Regions from separate parts of the Mus musculus genome. Here region 2 is linked to region 1. A link is a loop called in an ENCODE intact Hi-C map of the cell type or tissue named here. Cell type or tissue: left cerebral cortex. All regions are shown on one strand. Each heading gives the region's core, and the rest is flanking DNA. Links, peaks and the distances in the headings are about the cores only. Region 1 overlaps Vps8 (VPS8 CORVET complex subunit). Region 2 holds the start of 2510009E07Rik (RIKEN cDNA 2510009E07 gene).

Region 1 (10,980 bases), core at 1,901-9,900:
ACTTCTCAAGTCTTCTTCCTTACCTACACATTTTGAATAGATTTTATCAATGAGAGCCTATTTCCAGTATTTACCATACTGATTAACAAGCCATTAATTTTAGCAATTAAGACTCTTTGGAAGCTGCCATTGGGAATTCATGTTAACTGGCCACTCCTGAAATGTGAGCTCTTACTTAAAAGCAGTTACCACCCCTGAGTTGAAGCCTAGATGTACCAGCTCATCTTTCTGTCACATATGTAGTGTAGGTGCCTGTCCCACGATAGGCAGGGAAGCTTCCCAGAGGAAGGAGAGCTTGATCTGGCCTCAAATAATAAGGGGGAATGTGTCCCAGGAAGACCTGAGTAAGCAGGGCTCAGTGCAGGCAATGGGAGCAGGTTGTATATGTCTTAAATACAAAAGCACAAGAAAGTCTAGGGGGAGATCGTGGGGATCCAGATCCCAGAAGCCCAATCTGCAGCAGCTGCTTCTTAGTGGACGATTGGCATTTCCACCCATGGTCAGTTGAAAGGCAGTGAGGACAGTTAACAGAACAGCATGGTTATCTAGGTAGAAAATTGCCCTAGCCTGAGCCTGTACAAGGGAAATCTTAAAAGGTGAAATACATTCAGACCTTAGCATCTTTCCCTCTCCATCCCCTGAAAACTGTCTAATGTCCCCCAAGGCTCAGTTATTTGTCATTTGAGCTCATAGCACCTGAACTTGCCTGTTAAGGTATCACTCGTTAGACTGTACGCCTCCTGAGGATAGGAGTCCTTTATGTTTATTCTTACATGGAGAAGAACCAAGCAGGCACTTGATTGTTGTCAAATAAATGAGAGGTCTGTGAAAGAGATCCATCAGAGTATGCGTTGTACATAGAAAATGAGCAGGGAAGGAAGTCTGTGACCCTGACAACCAGAGGAAGAACAGCAAAGCATCCTTGCTGGGCTAGGCTTCTGTCTCCAGAATAATCTGCAGTATACTAAGGGAAGGTTAAATGAGGAGCGGTGTGAAACTTAATGTGTGTGGGGTGGGGGCATGTATGTGTGCATGTATGTGTCCATTTACATACATCCTCATTCGTCCTTGATTATAGTCCCTCTCCCAAAGTTCCTCTGTTAGATGAAAATGGCCATCACGTCTGGCAAACAGTGGCTGCCAAAGCGACATGTGTTGTAAGAAACACAAAGGAAGCAGCTGAGTTTATCTGCTGCAAAGTCTCTTAAACTCCGTAACTGAAGGGCGCATTCATTGACTCCCCTCTTAGACCTGCCAAGAGTCAGTTCACTCCTGAGGAGGAAGGAGCGATGCTCTCTGTAGGGCTCTGCTGACTTCCTGCACATCTTACACAGTGGTCACTTTTCAGGAGGTCAGTGATCTGCTTTCACTGGTCAGTGTATAGCACATGGCACTGCCTGTGTCTTCTCGTGAGTCATTTGCGTTTTAGGTACTCAAATGTCAGCAAACAAGCATTTATGTATAATGTGTATAACTAGTTGTATGTATAAAGTTTCTGCTTAATTGGCTCCCACTAATATCTGCAGTGACAGAGTTGGGAGACACACGTGCATCTCCGGGATCGTCTCAGGGGTTACTTAGGGATCATCAGAACCTGGCAAGTCTGGAAGCTCGCTCGCACAGTAGTCAGTTTACAGGGTGGAACAAAGGACCTGAGAGGATTTAAGGTTTCAGGGATCACAGCACTATGGAACATCTCTCATTGACTGCAAGTCTCATCGACACACCAACTAGGGACTTTTGACTGTTGGATGCACAGTCCCCCCACCCCCACCCGCCAAAGGCATGTCCTTACAAAGCTGGATGTCCTGCCTGAGCCTTTCCTAGAATGAGGCAGTATTCCCTGATTGTGTGTCTGCAGAAATGAGGATCTGACTGTACTCCTTGGGGTGTTGGTGCCCCTGAACCACCCGCAGCTGATGCCAGCTGACGTTTTTCTCAGAATAACCTCTGGGTAGTTCTTGCTCTCGGTGGATTCTTCTCAGCTCAGAACCAGACCTCTAAGACCTTGCTTCCCAGTTTCTCAAATAGCGGAGGGTATTAGAATTTGTGGCTCATTTTCCTTTCCCGGCTGTTCTGGTGGTAAGAAGTGTTAACTCAGTTTGTCTTCCCACTCATGTCAGGAATGGAGATGAGGAGGAAATCTGTTCATGATTTTTTTAGGATTTCATTTTTTTTAATTTTTTTAAGGAAAAAAGAATCCAGAACAAGCTAGCATTTCTGTGGCATCAGGAGAACCGGCCAACCCCAGTAATCGCGGCCAGCCCCAGTAACCGCGGCCAGCCCCAGTAACCGCGGCCAACCCCAGTAACCGCGGCCAGCCCCAGTAACCGCGGCCAACCCCAGTAACCGCGGCCAGCCCCAGTAACCGCGGCCAGCCCCAGTAACCGCGGCCAGCCCCAGTAACCGCGGCCAGCCCCAGTAACCGCGGCCAGCCCCAGTAACCGCGGCCAGCCCCAGTAACCGCGGCCAGCCCCAGTAACCGCGGCCAACCCCAGTAACCGCGGCCAGCCCCAGTAACCGCTGGTTGGTGGATTCATAGCAGTTAGGAGCAAAGAGCAAGATGTGGTCTCTGACAGGCTCAGGAGAAGACTGCAACCAGTGTTGGTATGCTGACGTGAGAAGACTAGTGTCGAGCTGGTGTCAGACATCTGGAGGACACTGAGTTACATGGAAGGACAAGCATTCTCAGTAGTTCCAAAGATGGAGCTGGTACCAGTATAGTGGTTGGATCAGCTTGGAAGGAATATCTTACAGTAGTTACTACAGTTGATGGTACATTAATTAACTAAGGTTTGTGGTTCACTTTAGGCTCGATGCTTTGTGTTATGAGTTCTGTGTGTGATGAGCTGTGTCTACTGAAGGTCATACGTTGTAGTTCCATCGAGCCTCAAATCCTTCCTCCCCAAACACTTGGCAACTACTGACCTCTCTGCTGCCTCTGTGATTTGCCTTTTCTGGGATAGTTAGTAAGTTGCATCTCCCACCCAGTGGTCAGCATTGAAGACGTCTCGGTGTCATTTCACGACTTAGTTAATCTTTCATCATTATAGAACACTTTTGTAGGTACTGTGGTTGCTTTATCCACTCACCTTCAAATGACATCTTAGCTGCTTATAGGTATTTGCAGTCATACAGAAAGTCACAGTAGATGTCTCTGCAGCTTCCTCTGTCGACGTGGTTCTCAGGCCATGGTGAACTACTGAGTTATATGTTAACACTCTGTTTTCTACAGGATAATTGACCATTGACTGCAAATGGCTAGAGAACAGTTGTTTGGCTCCTAGTTCTGCCATCTCTGACTTGAGACCCTATAGCACCTTTGCCTGTTGTGCCTGGCTGCAGCATTATTAATGCAGCCATTAATGTGACTGTTCTTTATTTTTATAGAATTTATTATTTAAAACATGCAAATAAAAGCATCACCCCAAAGCAGACACAAAGTCTATACAACTCGGTGAAATTCTGCATCGTTGGCATGGCCATTCTTAGCGGCATCTGTGCAGATCTATGTTACATTTATACTTTCAGCATCAAGTATATTTTATGTGCTTATCCATCATAAAAATCAAAAGTCCACAACAGAATTAAAACTAGGAGAGCAGTTAGCTTTCTATCCTCTTTCCTAACTCCTGGCCATTGTAACTGGTGGTCAGTTTTAGAAACTGTCCCGTGTGCCACTGAGAGAAGTGTACTTTGTTCTTGCTAGGTGAAGCACAGCTGCTGGCCTCTCCTCTCCTTCCTGCACACTGAGTCCAGCATCTGCCAGGCTCTTCTTCCAGTCCTGCTTGTCCAGGCCATGGCCAGGGTGCTGGCATCTGGGCTTTTCTGACTCCTGTGCCCTTTGTCTGCTGATACAACCTGCTGTCTCACTCTGTGGCTTACCCAGTTCACCCTCCAGCCTGGCTCTCTTGCTCCTGTGCTTAAAAGTTCTTGGTGCCTCTTCCCCAATGGACCCAACTCAGTGGAAGCAGGGTGAGGGGGTTGGGGAAGGGAGCAGACAACCAGATGGCTTTTTATAGAGATAATGATGCCTATCTCTCTATATGCTTTCTGTAGATGGCTTTTTATCCTGCTTCCCTTCCATCAGAACTCCTGCTATCCAGACACTGCTTACCGGCTGCCAGCTCAGCTGTTTCCTGTATAGACCCTTTCATTACACCTTCATTGATTTCTCAGTGTGTTCAGGGCTTTTTGTTTTGTCTTAGTTTTAAAGTTTTTTCAGGGAGCATGCTTTGTGGTGCTCTTGGGTTCACTGTGTGTATCTTTGCTTTTCTGGTTCAGTTTCTGATTTGAACCAGATAATGCCAGTTGTGTAGGCCTGATTTGTTTAAGTACTATTTGCATTGCGTTCATGTCATACAACTACTCTTTAGAATTGGTTGTGAGAGAATGTGAAAACAGGCATTTGTATAGCATTTTACGATTATACAGTTATCTTTTGTTCTCCTTGCTTATCTGTGTGCATTTGAAATTGTGAAAATCGTTTTCATTATCTTAGTCACTCTTGTCAGAGAGGTAGGTAGGGGTGGGCATTAGTGCCTCAGTACCGTATAGAGATCAGAGAACAACTAACCTCCAGGAGTTGGTTCTCGACTTCCATCATGGGTTCTAGGATTGACTCAAGTGGTCAGACCTGCAAGACATCTCTGAAGTACTCCGAGGTTTTCATTTATCTAGGAAAGTCCTGTTTTGCATGCACTTTTAGAAGACAGCTTTGCTGGATGTAGGATTTTCGGCTGCCCGGTTTTTCTTGAAGGTTTTGAATGTTGCCTCGGTGACTCCTGGCTGCCATTGTTGCTGCTGTTAATCTTAGGGCTTTTCCCATCTACCCCTCGATGTGACTCGTGGTTTCCACCTTGTCTTTTACTTTTCCCATTTGCGAGTTTGTCTTATCATCCATCCATATCATACTCAGAGTCCGTTGAGCTGGCTGAATGTGAACGTTACTACTTTTCAGTGAACTTGGAAATTCTGAGGCATAAGTGTTGAAATGTTTTTCTTCTGCTGTAGGGTCTCATTAGCTGTGCTATGCTGCTGGGACCGTACGTCTCTCCAAAGCTCTTCCTAGTCTTCTTTCTGTGGTTTTCATCTTGTGTAGTCTATTAAAATAAGATTTATTTTATTTTTATGAATATGGGGAGCAGAAGGTGGATATGTGCATGTGCATGTAGTATCCAATAGAGACCAGAAGAGGGCGTCTGATCCTAGTGTGGGTTTTCTGGAAGAGCAGCGGGTGCTTTAACTACACGGAGGGAGCATCTGCCCAGCCCCAGCTTTCGTAAACTCAGTTTTCTGCTCATGTGTGTTCACCAGTTCTTTTGCCTGTTCAGGTTTTCTTCTGACACATTCTAATGAGTTCTCTATTTCTGTTCCAGTGTTAACTCCCAAGTTTTCATCTAGCTTCCATGTATTTGTTTCCTTGTTGGTGTTCTCCGTTGGTGGTGGCAGGCATCACACCCTCCTGTGTTTCCTTGTCTCCTGCTCCCCTCACTTTGTGAACACATGCATCAAGACTGCTTTGAAGCCCATGTGAAATCTGGGGTCTGGCTCCATTGTGTGTGGTTTCCAGCCATTTCTTTGGTTAATGCTTTCCTATGTGTGCACACCTTGTGGTTTTTAATGGGATCTGAACATTTGAGAACAATGTACTTACCCATCTGCCCCCAGGGCTCATTATTATTTTATAATGTTTTGGTGATGGGTTGAAATAATTTAGTAAAGCTTATTTTCCTCCACTGTTAATGGTGTGACGTACTATCCCATAAACATAGTCAGACACATTTGTGTCTTTCCACGGTGTCAGAATATATCAAATAGCATTAAGTTCACAAGCTACATTTATTTCATTTGCTAAGTAGTTTTGATTTCTCTTTTTAGCTAGCTGTTGGTAAACCCAGATTTTTACATTTCCATCTTTATTATTAACTGTCAGGTCATATATTCGACATCACATAACCATGCATATGTTTACCTTAAGGAATGGCTACAAAAGAGTTAAAGAAACCAAGAGGCTTTAATGGAAATAGAGGCAGAGAGATAATGCAGATGCAAAGAGTCCCTTTGGGGTTCTGTGTTAACTCATCTGAAGAGTTGCAGCTGCAGGATTGCAGAGCAGGCAGTGGGAAAAGAGCAAAGCTGAGGCCCCTGGGGTAGTTGGGAGTTCTCTGCCTTGTTGGTCTAATTCCTTACCTTACACACTGGATGGTCAGATGCCCAGTGAGGGGGTACGCCACTATTGTAGTGTTAAATGTAAGCGTTAGTCTGTAAACTAGGCTGCTCTGTGGATAGAAAGGAATGTTTATTTGAGGAAAATCAAACTGCTGTGGCTATCTTGAGCAAAGAGGAGCAGGCAGAGAAAATATCTAAAGGCAGGGAGAGCTTTGCCAGTTTTAAAGAAAAAGGTGATGGGGGCGGGAGCCTGTGAGCTGGAACGGTTGTAAGTTAGAGTAGGGGTGGAAGGGTTGCTGGCCAGAAGAGCCAGGGCACTAGCCTGGGGACTTGGGTCTGTTATAGGTTTGTTTTAGGTAGTGGGGAAGTAGATGCCCCACGCCTGTAGGGGTGGATGAGGGAAGAAAAGGATCCTCCAGGCAAAGGTTTCAGAGGAATGCTGCATGCACGCTTTAGTTTATCCATAGCAGTCCTGTTTACCTGATCAGGGTCCAGACCGAGCTGAGCCCAGGCTAGCCTTTAAGGCATTGCTAGGGCACTGCCATCTAGGGACCTCGTAGTCCGGGTGAGGATGTTATACCCTGTGTTAGCCTGGTGTGCTTGATGCGTTATTGGGTCAACTTTCTGCATTACGCATCTGTGTGCCCAGATGTCCCTGCACTATACATCCACGTGCCCAGATGTAGGTGAGTTTATAGCTGGTGGGTTTTTACTTTTGGGGATGAACTCTGAGCAGGCTGGGCCTCCTGGGTGGGCTTGGAGAGGTGGTTCTGTACATGTGTAAGGACGAGGTAAGTCACATGCCTCTGCCTGTGCTCAGAATGGAGCCAAATGCTGCTTTGTAAAGTTGAGGCCCCAGGAAGCCAGGCACAGCTGAACACTGTGGTTCACACACGCGGCCCTACACACCGGAGCAACAGAGCAAGTGCAGCTTGGTCTCCACATTAAGCTTCCCATTCTTTTCTCTAAGGAAGTACAGTGCAGATACACTCACCCTGGGGTAACCATGGGATCTCATACTTTTCTCTAAGGAAATACAGTGCAGATACACTCACCCTGGGGTAACCATGGGATCTCATACTTTTCTCTAAGGAAATACAGTGCAGATACACTCACCCTGGGGTAACCATGGGGCTGTGGTGTTGCCTGCCTCTCCGTTTAATCTCTGACCACACCCAGCCATTTTTGTTTTCAACAATAACCCAGGATATCAATTGTTCTTCAAACCCAAGTGTCAACTCTGATTCTTTGTATGTCATTGTTCCTGAAGTCTATATTTATCATTCTGCCTGCCACTAAGGCTCCTCCCAGTCATCTTTCCCTCATCTGTGGCGCATCACAGCAGAAACTCCTCTCCTTTACCTTTCACAACTCCTGTGGTCCTTAGAACTTGAGTTCCAACGCCTCTCAGCTGCACTGCACTGAAGCAGGCTCTCTTTAGAAGAAGGGAGAAACTATAGGTGTATGAACCTGCTTTTATCCCTGGGGAAATCTTATCATCCCAAATCTCTGGAGCTTCGGACAGGGACAGTGGAAAGTTTCTGTGCCAGGATGAGGAGGCTGCGGCCTCTGGTCCAACTGTTAGAAATAATCTCAGGGCCCCAGAGAAGAGACCACCCCAATTACAGTGTCCCTATAAGGCAGAACTTTCCTTCTAAGCAGAAGGGTGCTGTATTCACTCAAGCAGAAGAGCATATTCAACCAGACAGAAGTCACTGTTTTGTTCTAAGAGAGGTGGTGACTGTACCCTTTCCCCATTGGCTGGGGTCCAACCTCACATTCTTTCACAATTGGCTAGTTTGATAGACAGACAGACAGACAGACCAAGGAAAAGACAAGGGGGTGGGGCACAGCAGGTAGAGGACATTTATTTAATGTGTACAGATGTTTTCTCTGCATGTATGCTATGTACCACATGCATACTTTGTGTCCTCAGAGGCTAAAAGAGGGCATCAGATCCTCTGGAAGTGGAGTTGAACGATTGTGAACTACCATGTGGGTGCTGGGGACTGGTCCCAGGTCCCCGGCAAGAACTGCCATGTTCCTAGCTGCAGAATCATTGATCCACCCCTGCAATTGGCTAGTTTTAAAAGAATTGGAAGGTGGGGGGAATGACCCAAAAGAAAAGAAACTGGGAAAAGGGGTGGTCAGTTAAGTCGATTAAGTTCCAAGGTTGTTGCAGGGCCTTTATGGAAAGAAAGGGTACAAATAAGGGAGATTAAAACATTTGCATATTTTACAACTTGGGGGGGGGGAATAAAAAGATTTGTATTCCTTGTCATAAATGAAAGTTTTAGAGTGTTTGACAGAAAAGATTGATACTCTGTGTTTCGCAGGGCAGTGGTGGCCCACGCCTTTAATCCCAGCACTCGGGAGGCAGAGGCAGGTGGATCTCTGAGTTCGAGGCCTGCCTTGTCTACAGAGTGAGTTCCAGGACAGCCAGGGCTACACAGAGAAACCCTGTCTTGAAAAAAAAAAAAACAAATTAAAAAGATAATAATACTTGGTATTTCTTCTGCTTATGGCTTGCCTCACATGCCAGGGAAGGGTGGGAGGGCAGCATACAGCCTCACAGATAGAACTACTGCCATCCTCTAAGTTCAGGCAACGCCCACCACTCAGGTTCATCTCTCTGGGGCTAGACATGCATAATGGGAGGCAGGCTGAGGGTACTGGGCTCTGCCTCATCCAGAGCATTCTGGGAGCTCCAAGAGGCAGGCATTGCCACTCTTGGGTGCAGAGTCTGCACTGGAGTCCCCTCTGCTGGGCTGGGGTTGGGAGGAGGAGTCTTGGTTCAGACACCAGACACTTGCTGTCGGCATGAATTCATAGATTTCCTTTTTCTCCAGATAATTGTTTTTCATTTGCCATTCTTCACTAGGTCTATTTCTCGAACCTTTACATGATTTCTTGGTTGGGTTAGGTTTGGTTTTAATGCCTTTCCCAGTTGCAATTGGGAACAGAATGTGTGGAGTTCTTTGGGATGGAATAAGCCTCCCACCTCTCTTGCTCCCCCTTGGGAAGCCCTAAGAGCTATCTTCCTGATAGTGGGCATGTCCTGAACATACAAACATGCAGACGTTGTGTCTTTACATGGTGTCAGCGTTTACGGAATACTGAATGCAAGGTTTAATTGTTCAATGATGGCTTTATTATTAAATCCATCTACCTTGGTAGCCTGGCCCATCTTTACAATTTAATTGTTAATTATTAACTCTCAAATCACACAGCACACAGAGTCTGTAAAGGTATATGTATGTACATGTATGTATGTACATGTAGATGTGTGCATGTGTTACAGAATGAATATAAATTAAAGAGAATTCCGCAGAGTGAGGAGGCTGTGGCAGTGTACTGAGGAAGTCTGGATAGATACAAAGTAGCCCAGTGCTGAGCCAGAGCTGTTGGAGTCAGATTTGAGAGCAGAGCTGTGAGTGTGACTGCAAAGGGACAAGCCACACCAGGTGGGGGTCCAGATGGGCACATAGGTGAGCCGGCGCTGGGGAGTAGGCTACATTAACAATGGGGACCAGTCGGATCTGGGAACCCTCCATCCTTGATGCAGACACCTGGGATCAGACCATCCATTGGTATTGGGGTCATGCTTTTATACTTTTAGGCATCCATCAATTTATGGGGTACAGGTGAGGGAATTAGACTTTTTCCTCAATCTGGTGACTCCAATAAATTCTTGGGCCTGGTCTTCCCAAGAAAATTTTAATATGCCCATGTGCTCCCACAATTTCAATTCTCCCTTGTTGCATGTAGCTTTAAAGACACACCAGGAGCTGCTAGGAGCTGCTGCCCTACCAGCCCACTTCTGTTCCACCTGCTTAGCTGGATCAGTGCCACAAGCACCGAACTGGCTTCCCTTCCCCTCCCACCTTTACTCCAGGAGTTGACCACTCCACCAGCCCACTCCAGAGACTCTTGAATCTTGAGTTACCAGCCTCACCAGAGACTCTTGAATCCACAGATAAGGGACACACTCAGTTTGTCACTTTACAGCTTGCTTTTTGTAGCACAATTACTGGGCGCAGATACCTCCCACCTGGAAATGTGTGCCCTTACCAAACCACCCCAAACTCAGTGGCCTGTCCCAATAAGTCCCTGCCAAACATCTCTGGCAACCCGCTTGCAGCAGAGCTGCAGGCCCTGGCTGTGTGCTTCTCTTTCCAAAGTCTAGCCAAAAAGCCCCTTTCTCTTTCCCCGAGTGCCTTTTCCTCTTTGGACCCTGAAGTCCCACTTGTACCTTCTGTCCAGCAATTGGCCCCTGTACATCTTTATTGACAAGTCAAGAACCAATTAGGTAATTAGACCTTAGTATTAGCACCACCCTTACACTCCCTAGTAAATTCATAGGGTGACCCTTTTACTAATCATGGAGATAAGTCATCTGTCCATCTCTTCTGGATAGGAGGTGACTGATGGATGGTAGAATTTCTGGGCTCACCCACGCCTGATGGCCTCTTCTACCTCAAAATGGGAGTCAAAAACTGTAAGTGGAGTCTCCTAGGACGGTACAGGCTGAAAAGTCAGTGCTTTTGTATGGTAACTTAGAGTAGGGCTTAGCCCGCAGGGTGACACCATTGAGCCCACTCAGTTCCTTATTCTAGGCTCTCTTTCCATGAGTGGAACCCAAAGCGTGTTGTCCTTTCCAGGTGCCATTTTGCATGTGTGCCTGCAAGCGAACATGGCAAGGCCAACTTGCTGATTCATTCACACACACACCACTGATGCTCACACTCCCACCTTGCAGAGCCGGGTGGGTACAGGCCTGGTACTGCTTCCTTTATGACCTGTGCAATC
Region 2 (10,980 bases), core at 1,254-9,253, 74 kb after region 1:
GAAACACAAACATCCACAACAATCCTGAGGGATAACAGACTGCTGGAGGTATCACCATGTCCAACTCAAATTGTACTACAGATTTATAGTAACAAAAACCAAATGGTATTGACATAGAAACAATCAATAGAATTTAATTGAAGACCCAGACATAAGTCCACACACCTATAGACACCTGATTTTAGATAAAGAAGTAAGAATACACACTTCTTCAACAAATGATGCTGGTCCAACTGTACAACTGCATATAGAAGAATCTATAGATTCATACTTATTACCCTGTACAAAACTCAACTCCAAATGGATCTAAGGCCTCAAAATAAAACCAGATACATGGCACCTACTAGAAAAGAAAAGGGGGGGGCTGGTGAGATGGCTCAGCGGTTAAGAGCACTGACTGCTCTTCCAAAGGTCCCAAGTTCAAAGTGAGTTCAAATCCCAACCGAGTTCAAATCCCAGCAACCACATGGTGGCTCACAACCATCTGTAACAAGATCTGATACCCTCTTCTGGTGTGTCTGAAGACAACTACAGTGTACTTACATATAAAATAAATAAATAAATCTTTAAAAAAAAAAAAGAAAAGGGAGAATAACCATGGACTCACTGACACAGGGAAAGACATTATGAACAGAACATGATTGGCTCAGGTACTAAGATCACAATAAAACTCATGAAACTAATAAATAAATAAATCAATTAATAAAACTAATGAAACTCATGAGATGCTTCAGCATAGCTAAGGACATCACCATTCAGACAAAATAGCAGCCTTCAGAACCAGAAAAGATATTTACCAACTACACATCCAACAAAGGGCTAATATCCTAAATACATAAAGAACTCAAAAATCTGGATATTATAAAGACAAACTAATTCTCAAAAGAGGAAACTCAGATGCCTGAGATGCACTGAAAGAAATATCCGAGTCATGAGGGAAATGCAAATCAAAGCACTCTGAGATTCCATCTTTAAACCGGTCAGAATGGCTAAGATCCGTAACTAACACAAAAGACAGTCATGCTGGCAAGGATGTGGAGTGAGGGGAACACCCATCCATTGCTAGCGGGAGTGCAAACTCGTACAACCACCGTGGGCATCAGTCTGGCAGTTCCTCAGAAAGATGGGAATCAATCTACCTCAGGATTCAGCTATACTTCTCTTAGGCACAAACGTAAATGATGTTTTATCCTACTGCAGAGACACTTGCTCAATTGTGTTCTTTGCTGCTCTATTCATTACCAACTACACATCCAACAAAAAATATCAAGAAATTGAAACTAACCTAGGACTGCAAACCTACCCAACTAGCTACTGCTGTAGAAGATATAGACCCTAAATCAGAACCTACTACTATCATTTTCATAGACCAATATGGCTGTATTGTAAGCAGTAACCCTTACATCCGCAGATCACTAGAGATCTCCCCCGTCATCAAAGAAGCTTGTTTATGCAGTGGAAAGATTACAGAAATACACAACTGGTCAAAATATAGAGAATATGTGACAATGGGGTCCCCTGTGGAAAATCTACAATGCAATTCCCTACCCTTAAGGCTCAAGGAACACCACAGAAGATGGGGCAGAGACGTTTAAGAGACAGAGGACCAGGATACCCGAGGCTATGTAGTGTCTTGCAAACAAGGCAGGGACTCTGCACACGTGAAATCTCAACAATATGGTTTCCTAAACAAGATCTGCACAATAACAGACCAGTCAATATGCCAATGCAGACAGGGGAGATTTCATAAGGCCTTACTCCCAGAAGAGGAGCTATAAGCAATGGCTTCTGGGACAGGAAGAATCAACATTCTTCAGGTACAAGCCACCTAATAAATTATCCAATCCCAGTCCATCATCCCATGAGAACACCACAAAATAGACTCAGTAGATTTGGGGGGCTTTTTGGTATGTGTAATTATAGAAGATATCATTTGAGATGGAGCAGGAGACATGATAGAAGTTGGAGTTGGAAGAGGAGGAGGGGAAAGTTATGTGAATACAGTATTTGTGTGTTCTCTAAAGTGCTTTAAGTTGAAAAAAAGAAATCAAATGATAGCAAATGCTGGAAAGGACGTGGAAGAGGGGGAATCCTTATTCACTGTTGGCAGGAGTGTAAACTTGTGTAGCCTCTATGGAAAGTAGTGTGGAAGTTTCTCAAAAGCTAAAAATAGAGCTCTCATATGACTCAGCTATACCACTTCTGAGAATGTGCCTAAAGGATCCCACTTCCGACTCTAGAGACGCTCACCCATCTTGATCATTGCTGCTCTGCTCAAAATAGCTGTGAAATGGAATCAAGCTGGATGTCGCCAACTGGTGAGGGGATAATGAGTGTATGGAACATGACACCAATTATGAAATTTGCAGGAAAATGGACGGAACTGAAAAACATCACCCTGACTGAGGTCACACAGTGCGGAAAGACAAACTCGATGTTTTCACTCAGATGCAGGCCCTAGATTTCAGATTTTAGATTTGTATGTTTACCTTGACGTGCGTGACCTTAGAGGCCAGGAAGCTAGAAAGGGACCACTGTTGGGGGCTAGGCAAGGAAGCCTCAGGGGAGAGGGGACATCAGAACGCATGCAGTGCACGGTACAGGGAAGGAATACCAAGAGCGGAAATAATGAAGTTGGTATAGACATGGGAGTCTGGGAACGAAGAGAGATTGGGAGAGTTAGCCAAAAGAAAGATGTGTGAGAAACTCACAGAGAAACCTATTATGAAAACTAACTTAAAATACAACTTAAAGCCAATTGTGATGAGTTTGCAGCCAGCGTGTTCTACATAGCAAGTTCCAGAACAACCACAGTTATATGGAGAGATCCAGTCTGGTACACAAACCAAAATTGCAACTAAAAGGAAAACAAAGTTAACCGGGCGTGGTGGCACCACACCTTTAATTTCAGCACTCGGGAGGCAGAGGCAGGCAAATTTCTGAGTTCAAGGCCAGCCTGATCTACAAAGTGAGTTCCAGGACAGCCAGAGCTACACAGAGAAACCTTGTCTCGAAAAAAAAAAAGGAAAACAAAGTTTAAATGGAAGTATACAGCACGGGTAGATAATGCTTCTCCCAAAAGCCCTAAGTTACCAGTGCCAGGTAACTGATAACAGTTCCCAAGAGGTCCCCAAAACAATACAGGTTATTGCCAAAACTCGTTTGATCATAAGAACTTGACAGTGAGACACCACATATCTTGGATACAGGACATAGACAAATCACACTGGAAATGAGATGGAAGCTTTAGCCCTGATAGCTAGCTTTCATAATGCCAGAAGGTTCTATGTAGGCTGCTGTCAGAGAAAAGTCATCTACAGTCTTACCCAGCTGTGAAACCTGTGTATTAAAATACTGGCCTGCCAGGCAAGATGTGCTCACCTATACAATAACAGCAAGACAGGTATGGAGTAACTAACCACATTGTAATTGAATTATAGGCCCATGGGAGGGAACGCATACCTCGTGCTGTGTGATATTAATTTTCAACTTGGCAGAATCTAGCATCATCTGAGAGATGGACCTTTGGACATGCCTATGGGGGATTATTTCGGTTACAGTAATTGATGTAGGAAGACTCATTTTAACTCTAAGTGGGAACCCTGTTTGGTGTGTAGATTCTGAACTATATAAATTTGAAATAATAGAGCCTCACACAACATGCATTCATTGCTCTTTTCTCCTTATTTTAGATGTAATCTGAACAGCTGTTCAAACCCCCTGTTCCTTTGACTTTCCTGCCGTGGTAGACTATGCCATGAACTGGGAGCTAAAATTAATTCTTCCTGCCTCAGTTGCTTTCTGTATTAGCTACTTTCCTGTGGCTGTGAAGCCCGATGACAAAGACAACTTATAAAACAAAGCATGCCATTGGGCGTATGGTTCCAGAAGGTTAGCATCCATGATGGTTGCGCAAAGGCATGGTTGCAGGAGCCGCTCAGAGATCACATCTCAAACCACAAACAGGAAGTTCAGAGAGCTAACTCAAAATGGCAAGTGTCCTTTGAAGCCTCAAAGCCCAGCTCCCAGTAACATACTTTCTGATTCTCCCCAGATAACTACCAGCCACCAACGGGAGACCAAGTATTCAAATGCCTGAGACTTACAGGTGACATCTCATTCAAACCACCACACTTTTGTCAGAGTATTTTATCACACAATATATTATAAACCTGGTCAGAATGCACAGACGTCATAGGCCCTAATGAAGATCCTCTTTGTGTTGTTTTACTAACTGAACACGTTATCAAAACTGTCTGCTAAATATTTATGTTTACGTTGCTGTTCTCAGCATTGCTCAGTTTGCTCTGTTTGCAGTGTGTGAGTTAACAGAGACTCATATAGAAAGACTTCAGCATGTGTAGATAAGCATCCCATTTTATGCTATTGGTGGGGTTGACACATTCCTGAGTACAAGTGTGATGTGATGACACCTATCAACTTTCTCCAGCTCGGTCAACTCAGAATGGACTCGCCCAGAACATCAGTCCAAATCTCCCCTTAACACCTGGGCTTTTCTTCTTTAACCACCAGTCAAGGTCAGGACTTTGAATCGTACAAAGAAATAAAAATTACAAGTTAACTGTTCTACCCTCTTCTCTGGCTATGTTTTGCTATCACGTTGAATATATTCCCTGTAGCTACAGTAACAAGTATGACAGAGCTATCCTTCAGGAGAAGCAGCTGGGCATTGCCTGAGGACATGAAAAAGCAACTATTTGAGATTCCTAGAGAAGTGGGGAAAGAGAACACTAGACTAACAAAGACTACAATGCTAACTTACCAACAAAGCAGATCTGCCCTGAAGTTTTAACAGCAGAATTCTCTAATCAGCTCTTTATCTCTGTATAGGAAACAAATACATAGGAATTAAACTATCTAAGTGTTTCAGATTTCAGATAGCCTTGCTAGAACACCAGGCTTACCACCCATTAGGCAGGGTCCTGAAAAACACTTCCAGCTCAGTCTCTCTGTCTCCATCCCTCTCCTAGACAGTCTTTCTTTAGATATGCTAATACCATCTTAGGTGCCATCAAGTGCCACTCTGACTGCTTTCAACCTGAAAGGAACAGACACTGCTGAGATTTGTTCTGCATGAAAACGGAGCTCATCTATTGTGTGACTTTATGAAGCCAACTCTCGGTTCTGCTGGTGGCACCTACATCACATCGTGCACACCCACTCAACCCTGCCTGACACCTTCCCTTCACTTTCTCTTTCATAACCCCTCGCTTGAATCTCATTCTCCAAATCCAGTGACCTCTTTACAGCTCTCATGCCTCTGGATTATCACTGTAAGTGACACTTTCCCCATCACTGTCTCTAAGGGACCTAAGAACTGTTGGTTCCGCTCACTAACTTTAGATCCCTCTGTTTTGGTTTTGAGTCACTATTCCAGCATCAGGCACATCTGGATCCAGGTACAAGCTCTATTGCTAACTAGCTATATGCCTGTGGGGAAGTTACTTGATTTTGCTAGGTCCTAGACGAAGCTTTCTTCATATTGTATTCTATTTCTGTAACATCTCATGAAGAGAAAATATATAAGCTCTATACAACAGATTAAAAAGAATCTTGCCAGAAAATAAGGTTCTCAAATACATTAACCAATTCTACTCAAGTTTTTTTAAAAAATGTATTTTGGTAAAAAGGTGTTAAGAATTGGTACCCGACCAAGTTAGGAGACAGAAATAGCACACCTGGCAGCTTTGAGTGCCACATCTGCTCATGAATGAGACCCCTGAACCACTGCCAGTGCAAGAAGCATGGAGAAGGAGTGGGAGCTTGGCACAGCAAGAAAGATGAAGGTCTGAGAACACGGCTCAGCAAGCAAAGTTCTTGCCATGCAAGCGAGAAGTCCTAAGTTCAGATCTGCAGACCACAAAGCCAAGTGTGGATGCCTGTGGCTGCAGCCTTAGTATTCCTACCGACCAGCCAGTCTGCAGATGACAGAGACTCTGACCCAAACAAGGTAGAAAGTGGAGACAGACATAGGGACTCACACGTACCCTCACTCACACACCAACACACAGATATGTACAGACATAAATATTATGTACATATATGTATACACAGAGGCACCACACATACACAATCGCACATCCACACAGATGTACACACACACAAAAGACACTACACACACATACCCTCACTCACATACAAGCACACACTATGCACATATATATTACACATACATATGGACACTGCACACACATATATGCACACATGTACACATATGTAAACACAGATACTATGTACAGATATTACATACATGTATATACCCTCAGATACCAGAGAGAGAGAGAGAGAGATCAGAAAGAACTAGCTGATTTGGCAGTCCTTTCCTAAATTTAGATTATTTAAAATCAGTCTCTGGTCTCTTAGAGAAGAAAAGAGAAAACATTGTGAAACCAATCTGAGTTATCTGAGCTCAATCTAATTCCTTTTTTTTTTAAAGAGGATTGCGCATAATCGGAGCACAGATCAAGAGGCAGCAGCAATCCCTGTGTTAGTGGGACTGCAGCATTATAGTTGGCCATTTACCCAGAGGGACATGACAACACAAGATGGAAAACCGTGCATGAGGCAACCAGCCTTTACAAGTGCTCCTTAATGACTTCCATCAGCTTCTAGGGCAGGGCCATCGGCAGACTTCAGGACTCTGGTGCCTTCTCCTGTCACATTACACTTTATCAATAACTAGAGTGAAGAGAGGGATGTTTACTACAGGCACAATGACATGAATGCAGGAGGAATAACATACACATGAAAACAGACAGAACCAATGCACACCCAATAAAAGAGCCAAGACTAAAATCATAAGACTTAGAAAAACGGACCTGTTCTCGCTCAAATAAAAGGTAACAGGAAGACGTCCCTAAGGGATCAGTGCTTGTCTCCAAAGCCACACATGCAGCTTTGAGAAGGGCAAGGCGTGGATCAATTGCCACAGTTTTTAAAGCCTACTTAGTGGCTTTAGCAGACAGCAAGCTCAGCTTGAGGGGGCAGCAGCTAGCCTGGTGTGATGAAGTATAGGAAGGGCTAGGGCAGAGCAGCACCTCAAAGATGAGAGGCGGTGTCTTGCTCCACACTGACCAGCCCAGAACTCAGGGGCTTCTCACCTACCCCCAGCACATGTGTTCAGAACAAAACCACCCAGATAGTTAGGTACACGGGTGCTATCCTGTAAGCGGAAGGACAGAAGGCAATGGCAGCTCAGAAGCAGGACAAAACAACAGTCTCAGTGGAAAAATGGTGGACATCTCTCCTCAGCCACTCAATGCATGCCAAGTTCAAACCTGTTTTGGAAAACCTACTTCCCTCAAGAATAGCCAGGGATTCAGAGAAAGAATGGCCCATATGCAAGAAATTCTTAGTATATTTAAATATGCATATCCAAAGAGTTGAGGCAGCCATAATTTGGCTGAAACATTAGACTGTTGTATAAGATACAGTAGGAAGAGACATAACAATACGTTTTCGTGAGTTGAAGGCATTTGCCCCATGAGCCTGATGACCTAAGATAGGTTCCCCAAATTACACAAAGTTGTCCTCTGACCTCCGCACGTGAGTCATGGCTCATATGCGAGTGCACACACCCATGTACCCACCCGAAAACACACTCGACTTCATAAGGTAAGAACAGATGAAGGAATGTGGTAAGTTCGTTTTCATCTCCTTGTAAGGAAGACATTGTGAGAATCAAGGTTCATTAATGAGGAACAATCTGTCTGACTAGACGCAAGCTTCCCAGAAGTCAACTCTACCTGGAGAGGGAAGTAAGAAAGGCAATGACTGGGGCCATCTTAACTCCTCCGCATCCGCATCCCACAGTAAGAACAGGACTTCTGCAGGAGGTAGACTGCCATTAAATTCATCCAACAGGTACACTTTAGCTCTCATATTTCCTACTCTGAAGCCACACTTTCAGCGAGAAGCAAGAACATCCTGTTTGTCCTCATCAGCAGAGGAACAACAAAATCAATATTCGCTCTCCAGGTACCTTGAATTTATAAGGAAAAGCAAGGATTTTCTATCCTTTAATTTATAAACTCAACTAAGACATTCAAATATTCTCAATTAAAAGCAAATAAAGATTTGTTACATATTGTAGCTCTCCTTGTAAACCATATCCTCCTAAATAACAGGGGGGAAAAGTTTGATTGAAGATCACTTGGAAAATGTGTCTTAAGCACGGCAAAGCCCTCCAAATCTAAGATTATATGGAAACCGACTTCAGAATGTTTCTAAAAAGAAATGATTCAGCAGTCGGATTAAGCTAAATGCCATGAAGTAATCAAATTGTGGAATGCTGATTAAATGGCTACTTAAGTTTAATCTATTTAAAACTCTCAGGATAAATACAACTGGCCTAGGACTAGACTAGTCCTGGCTTGGCTCAAACGCTGTAACTGGGTGTCGAAGGAGTTTGCTCTTCAAACTGTTCCTTTTAACTTCTTAGAAGCCATTCTTCATACTTTGGTTCTTTCTCGATCTGGATACATTAAATAAATGGGAATCGCTAGGACCTAGGGTTCTTTCTGTTCAACAGCAGCCAGAAAGAACAGGCAAGAAAGTGAAAGGGGTATGTCCGTGCCCACCCCCCACCGCTGAAAGGGCTACCCTGCTGGCGCGCGTCCGCTCTGGCGGCTCTGAGCAAGTATCTAAAAGAACGGCAAAGAAAGCCAGCCCCAGGCTCCTGTGGGTAGGAAGGTTCCCTTTTGTGACTACAGCTAGGTTCCCCCGGGATTTCCTCCCGTCGTCCGGGTAGCACCCGGCCGCAGGCGGGCGACAGCAGGCCGACGCGGCTCCACTTACAGTGACACCATCCCAGGTGACAGCACCAGTGCAGCTTGAAGCACTTGCCGTGGCTGTGCGTGGCACAGATGGACAGCCCGTCGCACGGCTGGAAGTCGGGTCTGCGGGCGGCGCAGCTCCGCGCCAGGGCCTGCGCCTCGTCCACTTTCTCGCTCTTCCAGCCGCGCTCGGGCGCCGTGGCCGCACTCATCTCTCCGGTTGAAGAGCCGGGCCGGGAGCCTAGGACAGGGCAGAGGCGCGGGCCGGGCAGGGCGAGGGTGGGTTGCGGGCTGGAGGCGCGGCGAACACCCGCTGCCGAGGAGCCGCCCGGGGAGGGAGCAGCGACCCGGCCAGGCCTGCTGCCTCCCCGCGCCCTGCTCCCTTCTGCGCCCTGCTCCCTCCTCCCTTCTTTCTCCTCTCCTCTCCTCCCTCCTCTTTGCTCCCTCCTCCCGTCTCTCTCTGTCGTCCTCCCTGCTCCCTCCTCCCCACTCGGGCCGCCACGCCTGCACGCGCACGCGCACACTTAGACCGCCGCGCCCCTCTGCGAGCCCATCCCCTCGCGGTGGCGTTGCGCGCGTCGCCTCTGCCCCCGGCCAGCGGGTCCCACATGCCCATAGGACAGTCAGCACACATCCCCTACGCCCTCGGGTTGGGAGGGCGTACCTCCGGCTACAGTCCGGCCTTCTCCCGCAGCCTTTAGGCACAGGGTCTAGCCTGGTCCTTAGCACTCCCTCCCCGTCGCGCCGTGGCGTCCTGCTGGGCACACACTCGCCCGGGCTGTCCTGGAGCCGCCGGATGGCAGCGGGCGATGACCTCGCGGGTTCTTCCCTGTGCCAGCCTCCCGGAACTAGTCCTGGGTGCGGGGCTTTGGGCAGTCAGGGTGGGAGAATCTGTTAGGTTTCTGTCTTGATACGTGTAGGGTGTGGGGATGCACTGAGTGGCTTGCAGTGTCTGTGTGGCCATAGACATTACACGCCAGTCGTATAGTCGTGTGTGAGTGTGTGTGTGTGTGTGTGTGTGTGTGTGTGTGTGTGTGTGTGTGTTGTGAGTGTGGACGCCCTAGCGTGATTAACTGCATCAGTTGAACTGCGTGTGTGGCGGTATGGTGGGCTGGAATGGCGTAGTAAATTTATGCATGGATTACATGTGTGGAGTTGACACGGTCGGACATGGGTACACAGACTGACATGTGGCCCAGCCTAGCCAATGGGTGTGGCTGCCTAGGCTGCAGGTCCCTCTCCCACCTCCCCCAGTCTGCTTGTTAGACCGCCCTGCTGGCCACAACTTGTTTCAAATGGGTCTTCCATCCCAGACTGAACCAGAGAAGAGAAAAATGAATCTTTCGTTTACGGGAGCAGTGCTTCCCCTACCACGCGGGCCAGTGCCCAGTCTAAAACACCGAAAGGAGGAACGCCTTCCCTCTGCTTCCTTGCCAAATGCTACACCGGGCCCAGGAAAATGCCTGTAATCGCAGAGGGTCCGCAACAGAGCCTCTCAGCACAAATGCTGGGCTGGACCGTGCTTTCCCCAGATCTCCTTTCCCTTCCCTTTATCCCCTTCCTGTTTGGCAATGAGCTCTATCCTGGTTTTAAACGAAATTCATCCTCAAGTCCTCAAAACTCTTTGCTGCCATAAGCACCCTTTCATAATTTTCCCTTTTATTTAACCTTGGCTTAGGAAGGGAAATCTAATTTGCATATGTCTGACTCTGTGAAATCTTCATGTGTCAGGGATTGAGGTAAACTCAGATGGCAACGGCTGATTTCAACAACTGTCCCATCTAAGTGACAAATTCTGGCTCCCCGTTAACCTAACATTGAACTGAGGTAAACACAAGGTGCCATGCTTCACCTATCTCCCAGGTGCCCACCCACTTAAGTCCCAAAGCAGCTCACGGCTGGCTCAGCGTCCCTGCAGCCCTGCTGTATGTCCACCTCAGAATGACTTCAGCAAAGGAAAACCAAAGGAACCTACACCACAGAATTGAGATTTATCAAACCATTTTTCTACATTTTATTATCTTGTGTGTATGGGTGTTTCACTTGCATGTATTTTTGTGCACCACCTGTAAGCAGCGCCCTCCAGGGCCGAGGAGTGCATCAGATTCCGTGGGACTAGAGTTACATACAGCTGGTTGTTAGCCGCCATTCAAGCGCTGGGAATTGAACCGGGGTCCTCTGGAAG

What was found. A loop is a pair of places that touch in the nucleus more often than their neighbours do. Peaks named below come from ENCODE experiments on the same cell type or tissue, not always from the same donor. Only the 100,000 strongest peaks of a DNase experiment are listed, where the experiment ranks them.
Region 2: a loop joins it to region 1, with 2.5 times the contacts of the local background. A loop is called at or near these places in 3 of 42 quality-filtered maps.

Annotation. Positions count from the first base shown.
Region 1 is chr16:21,610,761-21,621,740 of GRCm38, forward strand. All of the region lies in intron 45 of Vps8 (VPS8 CORVET complex subunit), which reads left to right. Among named protein-coding and RNA genes, the nearest start is that of 2510009E07Rik, 78 kb to the right of the region's middle. In left cerebral cortex, for the core only: a CTCF peak has its summit at 5,198 (motif pointing right); DNase peaks (open chromatin) are centred at 2,043, 5,236, 5,476 and 6,277.
Region 2 is chr16:21,685,399-21,696,378 of GRCm38, forward strand. 2510009E07Rik (RIKEN cDNA 2510009E07 gene) reads right to left here and starts at 9,267. Exons shown (of 2, transcript NM_001001881.2): 1 at 8,818-9,267. The coding sequence starts at 9,007. In left cerebral cortex, for the core only: no CTCF peak of the experiment used is centred there; DNase peaks (open chromatin) are centred at 2,215, 5,232, 5,689 and 8,832; H3K4me3 peaks cover 3,144 bases; H3K27ac peaks cover 1,134 bases.